2 separate regions of the Homo sapiens genome follow, and region 1 is linked to region 2. A link is a contact called in ENCODE Hi-C data. All regions are on one chromosome and are shown on one strand. Each heading gives the region's core, a stretch centred on a gene start or an enhancer-like site at or near the end of the contact. The rest is flanking DNA. Distances are from core to core; before and after follow the strand shown.

Region 1 (6,072 bases), core at 272-2,771, 140 kb before region 2:
CCCGGCCAGCATTATTGCTTAATGGATATAGTTTCAGTTTTAAAAGATGAAAAGAGCTGTGGAGATGGATGGTGGTGATGGCTGCATAGCATTAGGAATGTAGTTAATACCACTGAACAATACACTTAAAATGCTTAATGATCAATTTTACATTATATGTATTTTACCACAAACAAATTTGAAAAAAAGAAACATGTTGACACAAAAAACCCGTACATAACTAAAAAATAGATTATATTGGATTACATAAAAATGTAAAACTTTGGTGCTACAAATGATACCACTAAGAAAGTGAAAAGACAAGCCACATAATGGGAAAAAAACTTTTGCAAATCAAGTATCTGATAAGGGGCTTGTAACCAGAGCATATAAAGAACTCTTACAACTCAATAATAAAGACAATTTAAAAATGGATAAAGGATTTGAATAGACATTTCTCCAGAGAAGGTACACAAATAGGCAAAAAGCACATGAAAAGATGCCGAACGTCAGGGAAGTGCAAATAAAATCACAAGACACCACTCCACGCTGGGTTACTATACTTAAAAAAAAAAAAATCAACAATAACAAGCATTGGTGAGGATGTGGAGAAATCAGAATCCTCATACATTGCAGTTGGGAAATGGAAATTACCAGTAGGGGAATGAATAAGTAAATAACAGCATATCCATTTGATGGAATTCATTCGACCACTGAAAGCATAGTGAGTGAACGATCTCAACGGTGGGCTGAGCAAAGAGATGCGTGTGGCAGGGCTATGTGCTGTAGATGGGGAGTTGGAAGAATTTGCCCTAAGGTGGGCTGGAAGGGGTGGGTAGTGGGTTGGGGGGAGTGATGCTCTCTTTGATCTGCAGGTGGTGGAAGTATTGATTCTTAGCCTCTGCCTTTCCCCCAAGAGATGCTCAATCTACTATATCCCCAGCCAGTTCTTGCAACCCATACCTTGCTGGGCTGGGCTCAAAGCTCCCAGGTGGCACCCAGGCACTGAGGGGTGGACTGTTCGGGGATTTAGGCCCTTCCAGAGCGCCCCCTCCACTTCCAGGCACCCCCAATACACATACGATTTTTTAAAATAAATATTGCAAACATAGGTTCAACACAAAACTCCTAATGTGCACTCCACTCCCAAAATAGATTGAGAACTCCTATAAATTCCAGCGTTGGCACTCTGGGGGCAACTGAGCCCTTCTGTGCGCTATGTCACCTCCCCAAAGGTCAGGGAGAGCAGTCACAAAAGGACAGCTCTAGCCCCAGAACTTCAGTTCATTAGGCAAAGCCTGAGGTTCCGGGGCATGGGGAGGAGAGAAGGGATCAGCTGAGGAGCCAGGAAACCTGGGTTCTGAGCCTGGTTCGGACCCTCAGCAAGTTATTTCTTCTCTCTGCGCCTCCGTTTCCTCTTCTGTAAAATGGGGCATGGGCAAGGCCTGGCAGGGGCGGGGCTCGAACCCGCGGAAGGCGACGGCGGCTCCGGCCCCTCCCGGGGCGGGCGGTCACGTGCGCGATCACGCGGTCCTACCCGGAAGCGCGCCCGGGCTCCTGCAGGCGGGGCGCTGTGCGCGCCGCGATCCGGTACGTGGGCCTCCGGGCTGTCCCCTCTGGGGGCGGCGATCCTCCCTCCGGAGCCCCCCTTCAACCCTCCCGGAAGTGAGGTAGGGTCCCTAGGGGTCCCGGAGCGGGCCCACTCCTAGCCTCACCCACTCCGGGCGTGTGGCCGTGGGCCGGTCGCTTCCTCGCTCGGGGCCAAAGTTCCTCAGCCGTGAAGAGGGGTGGATGTCACAAGTCAAGCCTCCTTCCCAGGGTGGCCGTGAGGTTCGGGGGTGGGGGGAGGTGGGGATTTGGGGTGAAACTGGACAGAAACTGGCGTGCTAGGCAAACGGGAGCCCCGCGGCGGCGAACTGCTGACTCGCTCTCTCCAGAGACTCAGGGGCAGGGCCGGGCTCCGAAGGTGTGGGACCCCAGAAGGAGCTGCTGAAGACGGGACCAAGGGCCACAGGGAGGTTTGCTGGGGTCCAGATGGTGAAAGTGGGCGCTGGGGGTCGCCCCAGGTTGGCCCCCCGCCATCTGGAGCTCCTTTCGTCAGTGAGTCCCCTCCGAGTTCCCTTTCTAGGGCAAGATAGCGAGGTGAAGCGGAAGTCTCAGTGTGACACCGGCGAGGTTCTCTTCCCAGCAGCCTTTGGGAAGCATCCCCCTGTTTCGGGAATATGGCATTCGGGCCAATCATGTGGGTGATGGAGCCCGTCTCAGGGTTCGGCTGCTAAAGGCCGAACTCGTAACAGCAGTCTCTGTGGCGGGTAGTCACTTGCCTCTTACTGGCTCACAGTGCTTGACTTCCTAATTAAGTTTTCTGTTGTTCCTGCCCTCTATTCAAATATGAATGATTCCGGAACCAGATTGATTAATCCTGTTATTTGAAGAAGGGAAGCTGGGAAATAGGAATAATGATCCCCACACCTATGTAAGAACGCAGTTTGCTAAGGTTACTTTGCAGCTTGCCTGGTCACTCCCATGATCTAACCCTGTAGGGAGGTAGAGTAGGGGATGTTGCTCTGTTTCTCCGCAGGAGTTTGAGGCTCAGAGAGGTTTATGGGACTTGGCAAAGCCAAAACTAGAACCTGGTCCCAGATGCCTTTCCTGTTAGTTTCCTTCCATTCATCGTATCATCCCAGGATCCCCACTCCCTTCACCGGGACTGCATCCTCACCACCTGGGATGTGCTATGCTGTCTCCCGTCAGTCACTCCTAGCAAGCTCCCTGGGGCTGCTTGGGGAGCTCTGAGTGACCCGCAGAAGTGAGAGCACTTCATGGGAACAAAGGAGGAAGGAACAAAAGTGGGCACCTGCTCTGTGCAAAGGGCTGTGCTGGCCGGGTTCCTATTCTCCATTATGGGAGGTGAGGGGCAGGATCCCAGATATGTTCTTAGCAGACTGCCTCAGGGCCTGGAGAGACCAGGGACCACGCAGCCCTTCTCCAGCTTGTCCTTTCTCAACGGGCAGCAGTCAAGACCAGGGCATCTGCCTGCCCTCATATTCTCTCTGTTTTAAGCATTTGCAGGACCAGGGATGCTGTGCTGCTCTCCCATGAGCCAGTCACCGAGTCGGTCTGCTGCAGCCCTTTCTGAACCTCTGGCCGTCTGGATGCTCCACTGTGCTTGCCAAGGTAGATGATCTTGCCCCACCTGGGGAGGACAGGGAGGCAGGCAGCATCCACCCTGGGGCTTTGGGAGGCAGATGGAATGAGGTAGGCAGTGGACTGAGTGCTACTGGGCTCTGCACACCTGCTCATCCCCTCCCCAGCCCTGCATCCTGAGGCCACCCCCATCCTGATGCCTCATCTCTCCTTCACCCCTCGAATCCAGGCAGGTCATCACAGCCTGCTGCATCTTTAAAGCTCCTCCCAGCCCCCACCAAGGGGTGAGCACTCATTACCTGACACCCGCACCTAGATGACCGCCTTCATGACCTTGACCTGCCCATCTCCAGCCAGCCGGTCACTTCTCCGCTCACAACCACAGCCTCCATTCCATAGCCCACTGCTCCCTAACCCATACACTCTGGTCAGCTTTGTCACATGTACCTGGGAGTCCCAGAGCAGCCTCTTCAGGTCCACCCGCCTCTCCCAGCAACCTCCTTTTCACACCTGTTGCACTCTCAGTGTCTGCCTTGGCATTGAGTAATTCTGTGGGAATAGGCTGCATTCCTTCTTCACTGTGCTGTTATGTCTCCTGGCATTTGCCATAAATACCTTGGGACCAGTTGCACCAAGTTAGTTTGGGAGGAATTCAGTAAGGACCACTAAGCTGGACATGGGGATGACGGAACACAAGACCTGGAGATGCTGTGATCCTCCCAAGAAAACTGGAAATCCACTTGTGTGAGAGTTACAGCAGAGCTTCCTAATCATTGTCATGGCTTAGCGCACATACCACATGATTATATCTGCGTGACACCCTGAGGCACATAAGAGGATTTGAAACCACTGCCTGAGGCCTCTTAGCTGCAGCAGCCAGCCTGGAGCACTGTCCTCACCAGCCTGGTCAGGCTGCCCCAAGTTTTAGAAGATCGAGGGTTTGCCGCACGCAGAGGGCCATGGCACACAGTGTGGGAAGCTGTATTAAAGATCTTCCAGTGGGTGAATAGTTAAGACATTTCTTACATAATCAAGCACAGAGTGTGTGGTGTGTGTGTGTGTGGCGGGGGGGTGGGGAAGGAGATTTGGGAGGGCTGAAGACACTGGTGGCTGTGGCCCTAGAAGCTGCAGCCTACTAGGTACAGGGGCTTTAGGCAGCCTCTGTTCTCACCATGAACAGGGAGAGCAGCATTTGAATGAAACTTCTGTGGTGCTGAAGTAAATTCAGGGGCTTTGAGGCTCATCTTCTGGAGCTGTTTTTTGTTTGTTTGTTTGTTTGTTTGTTTGTTTTTTCAGACAGAGTCTCGCTCTGTCACCCAGGCTGGAGTGCAGTGGTGTAATCTCGGCTCACTGCAACCTCTGCCTCCCGGGTTCAAGCAATTCTCCTGCCTCAGCAGTTATCCCGAGTAGCTGGGATAACAGGCACTTGCCACCATGCCTGGCTAATTTTTGTATTTTTAGTAGAGACGGGGTTTCACCATGTTGGCCAGGCTGGTCTCGAACTCCTGACTTCAGGTGATCCACCCCCCTTGGCCTCCCAAAGTGCTGGGATTACAGGCGTGAGCCACCGCGCCCAGCCCTGGAACTGTTTTTATCTGAGGGAGAGATATCTCTGGACTGCCCAGAGATGGAGGTGCACCAGTGCCCTCCGATCCACACCAGGCACTAACTGGCTGCCGTGAGCATGGCCTCCCTGGGCATTCGGCTCCATGTCTAGGCCAAGACCTGGGTCCCTTCCTGTGCCAGTCTGGTTCCAGTAGGCCCCGTGGTGGGTCTGTTGCTGTGCTGAGAGGGACCAGATACCACAGAGGAAAGGGCCCCAGCCTTGGCATCAAACAGGTCTGGGTCCAGATCCCAGCTTTGCCACTTCAGGCTGTGCCTGTGTCCTGCTCTCTAAAATGGGGGTACCTGAAGAGTTCTACTTTGTCCAGTTGTGAGGGTGCAACAAAAATGGAAGTCCCTTGTGATGCCTGGTGTGCAGAAGGGGCTCACTGAATGTTTGCTGAGGTTGGGGTCCTCTTCGTTACTCAGACTGAGCTCATAGATGTTGGGGCTGGAGGCTGACCTTGACCTTGCCTTTCCCTGGCAGATGAAGTGCGTCTTGGTGGCCACTGAGGGCGCAGAGGTCCTCTTCTACTGGACAGATCAGGAGTTTGAAGAGAGTCTCCGGCTGAAGTTCGGGCAGTCAGAGAATGAGGAAGAAGAGGTGAGTGCAGGGTAGGCAGTCCCAGGAGGGGTGGATAGGAAGGAACCATACAAAACTCCCAGCAGGCAGAGAGGCAGGAAAACCTGTGTTCACCCTGTCCTGGGCAGCATGAGCAGGGTGCTGGGTGGGGTCCAGCATCCTTCACACCTAGACCCTTATCCTCAAGGTTGGCCTCTTGATGCTCTGAGCTCGGTGACCCCACCCCCACACCCCACCAGTCCTCTCTGGACTAAATGAGGGCAAGAAGAAGTCGAATTTTATCACGTAACAGAAGAACTTGGAGCCATCAGTTTCTGTAACCTAAAAAGTTTAACAAGGCTGGGCGCGGTGGCTCACGCCTGTAATCACAACACTTTGGGAAGCCAAGGTGGGCCAGTTGCTTGAGCTCAGGGATTTGAGACCAGCCTGGGCAGCATGGCGAAACCCTGTCTCTACAAAAAAAATACAAAAATTAGCCAGGTGTGGTGGTGCGTGCCTATAGTCCCAGCTACTTGGGAGGTTGAGGTGGGAGGATCACTTGAGTCCAGGTGGTAGAGGCTGCAGTGAGCCGAGACTGTGCCCATGCATTCCAACCTGGGCGACAGAGCAAAAAAAAAAAAAAAAAGTTTAACGTAAGCTGAACACGTTAATTTTTTAATAGCTGTATTAAGGTATGATTAACATACCATAAATTGCACATATTTAAAGTGCATAATTTGATAAGCTTTGATATGTATATACCTATGATTCTATCACAATCA
Region 2 (5,508 bases), core at 1,015-3,514:
CCCCTTGCTGGGGACTGGCTGGCAGTTTCCTCCTGGGGACATGACTTGAGGGCAGGCGTGGAGGGTCACAGCACAGGAGATGGGCCAAGGGTTATTCCTCCAAGCAGAGCCCAGGGACACATCTCTCTCAGCTAGGTGCCTCACCAGCAGGACATTCAGGTGCAGTGATGGGCACAGACCAGCGAGTGTGCAGTGGAGGATGTGGGAAAGGCTCCAGCAATGAATGCCGAGGCCGAGGCCTGTCCTGAACCCTGGAGGGAGGCCAGCGTGGTCTGTTTCATCTGGTGCTCCTGACAAAACCCTTCCCAGGGCAAGGACTCTCTGAGTCCCCCCAGAGCCTGGCAAGGGAGGTGGTCTTGGCCCTACCCTGACAACAAAAATTATCTTGGAGAACCTCTGCCATTCCCTGGTGTGCTGAGAAATTCTGAACTGGAACGTCTTGTCCATCCAACATAGGCACGTCCCAGTTCCCCCGTGGAGCCACCTTCATATTCAGTTCCACAAGGGAGCGTGCACGGTGTGCGGGGCACCTTGCCAGGCTTTGAAATGAGCAGGACCCAGCCCCTGACTCTCAGGAGTCCTGTTCTAATAGAAGGGTCGAGGCAAACGCATTCTCCAGAGAAGGACAACGCCAGGCAGGGGAGAAAAAAAAATGCCAGCGAGACACTTTTAAAAGAGGGAAAGTCTGCATGTGCAAAACCATTCTTTGAAATGATGCATTTGGTTATGTGCATATTTGTTATGCATTTGGTTATGTGCATATTTGTTAATCTAGCTCCGTGATTTTTAAGTGTCTTAAACCACAGATTTTTTTTCCAAATAAAATCTTTCCTGAAACCCCCAGTGTGTTATAACAAGACAATGAAGCTGGGAGAAAGGTAAATGCAGAGTTCCTGGGGTGAAAGGAGAAGTTGGATGCCATCACCTGGACAGCCCCTAGACTCAGACTGACAGCCACCAGTCTGTATAATGATGAATCATGCAGCTGCTAAATTACTACCATAAGGATTATGGATCAGCAGGAAAAAAACATTGTACAGTGATGAAAAACCAAGAACAAAAGGCCAGGTGCACCATGGCTCCTACTGAGGAATAACAGGTGTGAGTAGTAGGCTTTGTGGCTGGTTTTCTTTTTTTTTCTGAGATGTGGTCTCGCTATTTTGCCCAGGCTGGTCTTGAACTCCTGGGCTCAAGCCATCCTCCCACCTCAGCCTCCCAAAGTACTGGGATTACAGGCGTGAGCCACCATGCCTGGCCTGCTTGGTGGTTGATTTTCACATTAAAAAATTGTATGTCACTGTTAATTGTGTCTCACAGGGAGGAGGGAGTGAGTACCTGTTCCCTGTTAGGGGGAGTGCTGGAGGCTGGAACCAGCATTTCAGATAAAGGGAGGCATCCAGCAGAGATCTGGGAACTGTCACGTCCTGAGGGCTAAATAGAGGCATAGAAGATGAGGAGGGAAATTGGGAGGAAAGAAACTGGGAGGGAACCAGAGCATAGAAGGGCACCCCATCACTCAGCGTCTTTTTGTGATTTCCAGGCAGCAGAGAGCTGTGTTTCTGAGCAGAGGAGTCACTCGTGGAGCTGCCTTTGTTCCTTGTTAGAAAGAGGTTCAAGGGTGGCCCCCAAGTGTGGTCCCTTGGCAAAGGAGCTCTCCCAGTTCCCCTCCCCCCAGGGCAGATTTGATTCTGTCTCTCTCATCCAGGAGCCACGGCCTGGGATGCCCTTGCCAGGGTCATTGCCAAGCCCAGTTTTCCCAGACTGGGCTCGCAGGCCCTGGAGGCCCTGGGAAGCCGCCTAGCAAAGGCTGGTTCAGGGGTGGCCATAAGAGGGCGGAAGAGGGCTGGGAACGGGCGGCCGCAGCTTACGCCTCCATCCCACTCCCTCTTCTTATCCAACCTTGTGTTTCAGATCAGGAAATTGAGAGCCAAACAACCCAAGGTCACATGGCAGATTTACAGAGAGCAGGGATTGGAGCTCAGCCTCCACACTCCGGGTCCGGGACTGCCGCCGTGCTCATCACCCTGCCTCCTTTTCCCTAACACCCTCCCATCTGCACACTCTGAGATGCTCCCTGAAAGCTGAGCTCCCCTCCCGACCATGTGAGAGACCCCACAGGCATGCGCTTGCTCACAATCCATTGCCAATGCCTGCTCCCAAGACTGCAGCTGCCAGTGAGATACGACTTGTGATTTAACGAGCTCAGTCCTTCCCGAGGCTTGATGGGTACTGTCTCACCACTCCCAGGATCTCTTGGCAGCAAAAACCCCTTTCCACACAGGGGCCCTGCTTTAAGCTGCATCCCCACAGACTGTCTTTTCGGGTGCCTCACCCTCACCTCCTGCTTAGACACGGCCACTCCCCAGCAAGGACTGTCAGAGCTGGGGGCCTCTGAGTAGCTCACCTACAGGTTTTCCAACTGAGCCTAGAGGAGATGCCGGGGCGCTGCAGGGAGGGTGAGGTGAGGTATCTGCAGGAGTTGGGGCAAAGAATGACCTTTGCTTCTGCTAGAGAAGCTTAGCTATCCATCTGTTTCATGTTACAGAGTTCCATGTATGCTTTCATTTGAACAAAGGATTCTCACTGTAAAAACATCTCCAAGCCCCTGAAATGAGCTCAAGCCCCCAGCAGGGCCTGCCTCCCCCTGCGCCGCCGGTCTTAACAGTCTATCAGCGAGACAGACCCATCCTCTCTCCCTTGTTGTCACCTTGTGGATATTTATAGCATTACCGTGTCCACCAGAGAGCGTAATGGGCTTTTTAGGCTAAACCAATTAAACTCTCCTCCCGTAAGTCATGTCTCCTGGATGGCTTCTCTGCCCTGCTCTGAGCTTGTTCTATCTTCATTATCTCGGCTCTTCATGGCAGGGGGAGGACACGGCCAGAGAGTTCACACACTGGTTCCTGGGGGATCTCTGCATCTCTTTCCGGCCCTGGCTGCATCTTGCCAACCACCACCTCTCATTCCTCGGGCTGTGTAGACATGATCCAGACCTGGGCAGTGCAGTCAACCCCCTTGTATACTGGGAAGCAGAATATACTCAAGAGGAGGTAGTCGGTCTTTCCCTCCTTTTTTTCTTTGCCCTTCCAAATATCAAGCAATATCAGCAACAATCTACAAATAGCAAGCATCTAAGCCTATGCAAAACCCACTGGGCTGGGCACCACGAGGCTGTCACCTGCAGAGATGGCTGAGTTCCGATGTACCCCCAGGCGCCTACAGTCGGTGGAAGCTGGCGTGGTGAAACATTTCCCAGTGTGCTATTTGTGATCCTCACGGGCTCCTGAAGATATTGCAAGCATCTGCGTGCTTCAAGGCAATGATAGTATGTTTCATTTATTTTCTAAATCAATAATAAAATAGTTACTTTTCTAAATGGAAGGGCGTGAGTGCTCTGAAGGCATGCCAGGAGAGCACACCTTCCCTGGGAGTGGAGATCAATTTGGCTGTGACTCAGTCTCCAGGCCGTTGGCTCAGCACTCAGCCGAACACCACTAACCATCCTGGTGGGTTTCACTATCATGCAGCATTAAATTCTTTTTATGTTTAGTCATACTCAGTTTAATTTACACCCAGGATGGATGGACCATTGGTTTAAGACAAGAAGCATAAGGAACACTGAGAAGGAAATACACTATCAAGTTAATAAGGAACATAAAAAATAGAATAATTCTAAAAATGTTTCTAGTACCCCATAAACCAATGCTAAAAAGAGAAAACACACTGACAATTATGGCCAATTTGGCATTTTTATTTATTAAGAATAAAGATGATCCAGTCCTGTAATGTATTTTTGAGAAGTGCTAACAAATAGCAGTTTCTGACCTGGCGAGGTGGCTCACGCCTGTAATCCCAACACTTTGGGAGGCCACGGTGGGTGGATCACCTGAGGTCAGGAGTTCGAGACCAGCCTGGCCAACATGGTGAAACCCCATCTCTACTAAAAATACAAAAATTAGTTGGGTGTGGTGGCATGCGCCTGTAATCCCGGCTACTCAGGAAGCTGGGGCACAAGAATCGCTTGAACCTAGGAGGCAGAGGTTGCAGTGAGCCAAGATCACGCCACTGCACTCCAACCTGGGACACAGTGAGACTCTGTCTCAAATCAAAACAAAACAAAACAAAAAAATAGTGGTTTCATACCCTTAATCTCAATATCCAGTGGGAGAAAATCCTTTACATCAAAAAAAAAAAATCTTGCTTTTTGAAATACAAAATTTTCATTAAGTTCAAATATGAGGTCCTAAAAAACATTGTTATGCTGCAAGTTATAATTACAACATTCATTTTAAAATACATTTGGTCCTCAAATGAAACATATATCAAATTAAAATTTGTCAACAAATCACTTTTTTGCATGATTAAATTAAATAGCATTTATCACCTCCTCAGTGATGAAAATGCCCAAATTCGTCTCTATACATTATGGTTATAATTAAAGAGTGATTAAAATATACCTTAAAATATAATTGATCATAATATACTGATCTAAAATGAAACTATTACATTTAAAAATCACTCTATTTCATACCACAAAAAATACAAAATGGTTTTTAAAAGTTTATTAGGGTTGTTCTCTAAATCTTTCTGGTTTTCCTCTTTCTGGGTTCGTGGCAGATTTGTACTTTTTGGGGCCCCTGTGGTGGATCAAGTTTGCGTGGCTACTTATGTCCAGTGACTCGTGAGTGGAAGGTTCTGGGCCCTCCAGAGCTCCTCTTCCCTCTGGCATGGTGATTGGCAACATTACAAATCGTGGCTCTTCCTGCAGCCCAGATCCCTGAGCTGCTGTGATGAACACAGCTCTCTTATTGAGCTGTCATGGACATGTCGACTGAGTAAGAAAGAAAACCGTGGTTTTTAAGCCACTGAGATTGGGGGCTGTTTGTTACTGTATCTTAACCAAGCCTATCCTGACTGATACAATTCCCAAGTAAGAATATGTGAGATTATCCATCTGTTTACTTCTAGTAATAGATCATCTCTGTCTCCAGGAATGACAGTGTGGTGGAACAAGCTTGAGCCTTAGAGATAAACACACCCAAGCTTGGGCTTTGGAGATAAACACACCCATGTTTGAATCCTGGACTAGCCACTTACTAGCTGTGTGGCTTGGGCAAGTTAGCCTCTCTGAACTTAATTTACCCACTGATTTAATTTGAATATATGTGCCCGTGAAATCTCATGTTGAGATGCAGTCCCCAGTGTTGGAGGTGAGAACTGGTGGGAGGTATCTGGATAGGGGGTAGATTTCTCATGAATGGTTTAACACCATCCCTTTCATGTTGTCCTCACGATAGCGATTGAGTTCTCAGGATCTGGGATGTGTGTGTGGCACCTCCTCCAACTCTTGCTCTTGCTCCTGCCATATGATGGGCCTGCTCTGACTTCCCCTCCCACCATAAGTAAAAGCTTCCTGAGGCCTCCCCACAGGCTGAGCAGATGTTGGCTCCACACTTCCTGTAAAGCCTGCAGAACCTTGAGCCAATTAAACCACTTATTTATGTATGT

Evidence for each region. A loop is a pair of places that touch in the nucleus more often than their neighbours do. Pooled maps may share reads with other maps.
Region 1: a map of PC-9 shows a loop between it and region 2 (6-fold over the local background). The contact joins the promoter of HPS1 here to the enhancer-like site in region 2. A Hi-C loop is called at or near these places in 2 of 168 maps with a recorded cell type or tissue (PC-9 and ascending aorta) and 6 of 50 pooled maps.

Annotation. Positions count from the first base shown.
Region 1 is chr10:98,442,384-98,448,455 of GRCh38, reverse strand. It overlaps HPS1 (HPS1 biogenesis of lysosomal organelles complex 3 subunit 1), which reads left to right and starts at 1,521. Exons shown (of 20, transcript NM_000195.5): 1 at 1,521-1,649; 2 at 3,052-3,156; 3 at 5,216-5,332. The coding sequence starts at 5,216. HPS1-AS1 (HPS1 antisense RNA 1) reads right to left here and starts at 2,135. Exons shown (of 3, transcript NR_134454.1): 1 at 1,699-2,135. RefSeq lists a silencer at 1,354-1,703.
Region 2 is chr10:98,306,073-98,311,580 of GRCh38, reverse strand. No RefSeq gene overlaps it. Among named protein-coding and RNA genes, the nearest start is that of LOXL4, 41 kb to the right of the region's middle. Within about 2 kb of position 2,264, at least 3 of the 41 ENCODE cell types and tissues checked have a DNase peak (open chromatin) inside an H3K27ac peak, as active enhancers do.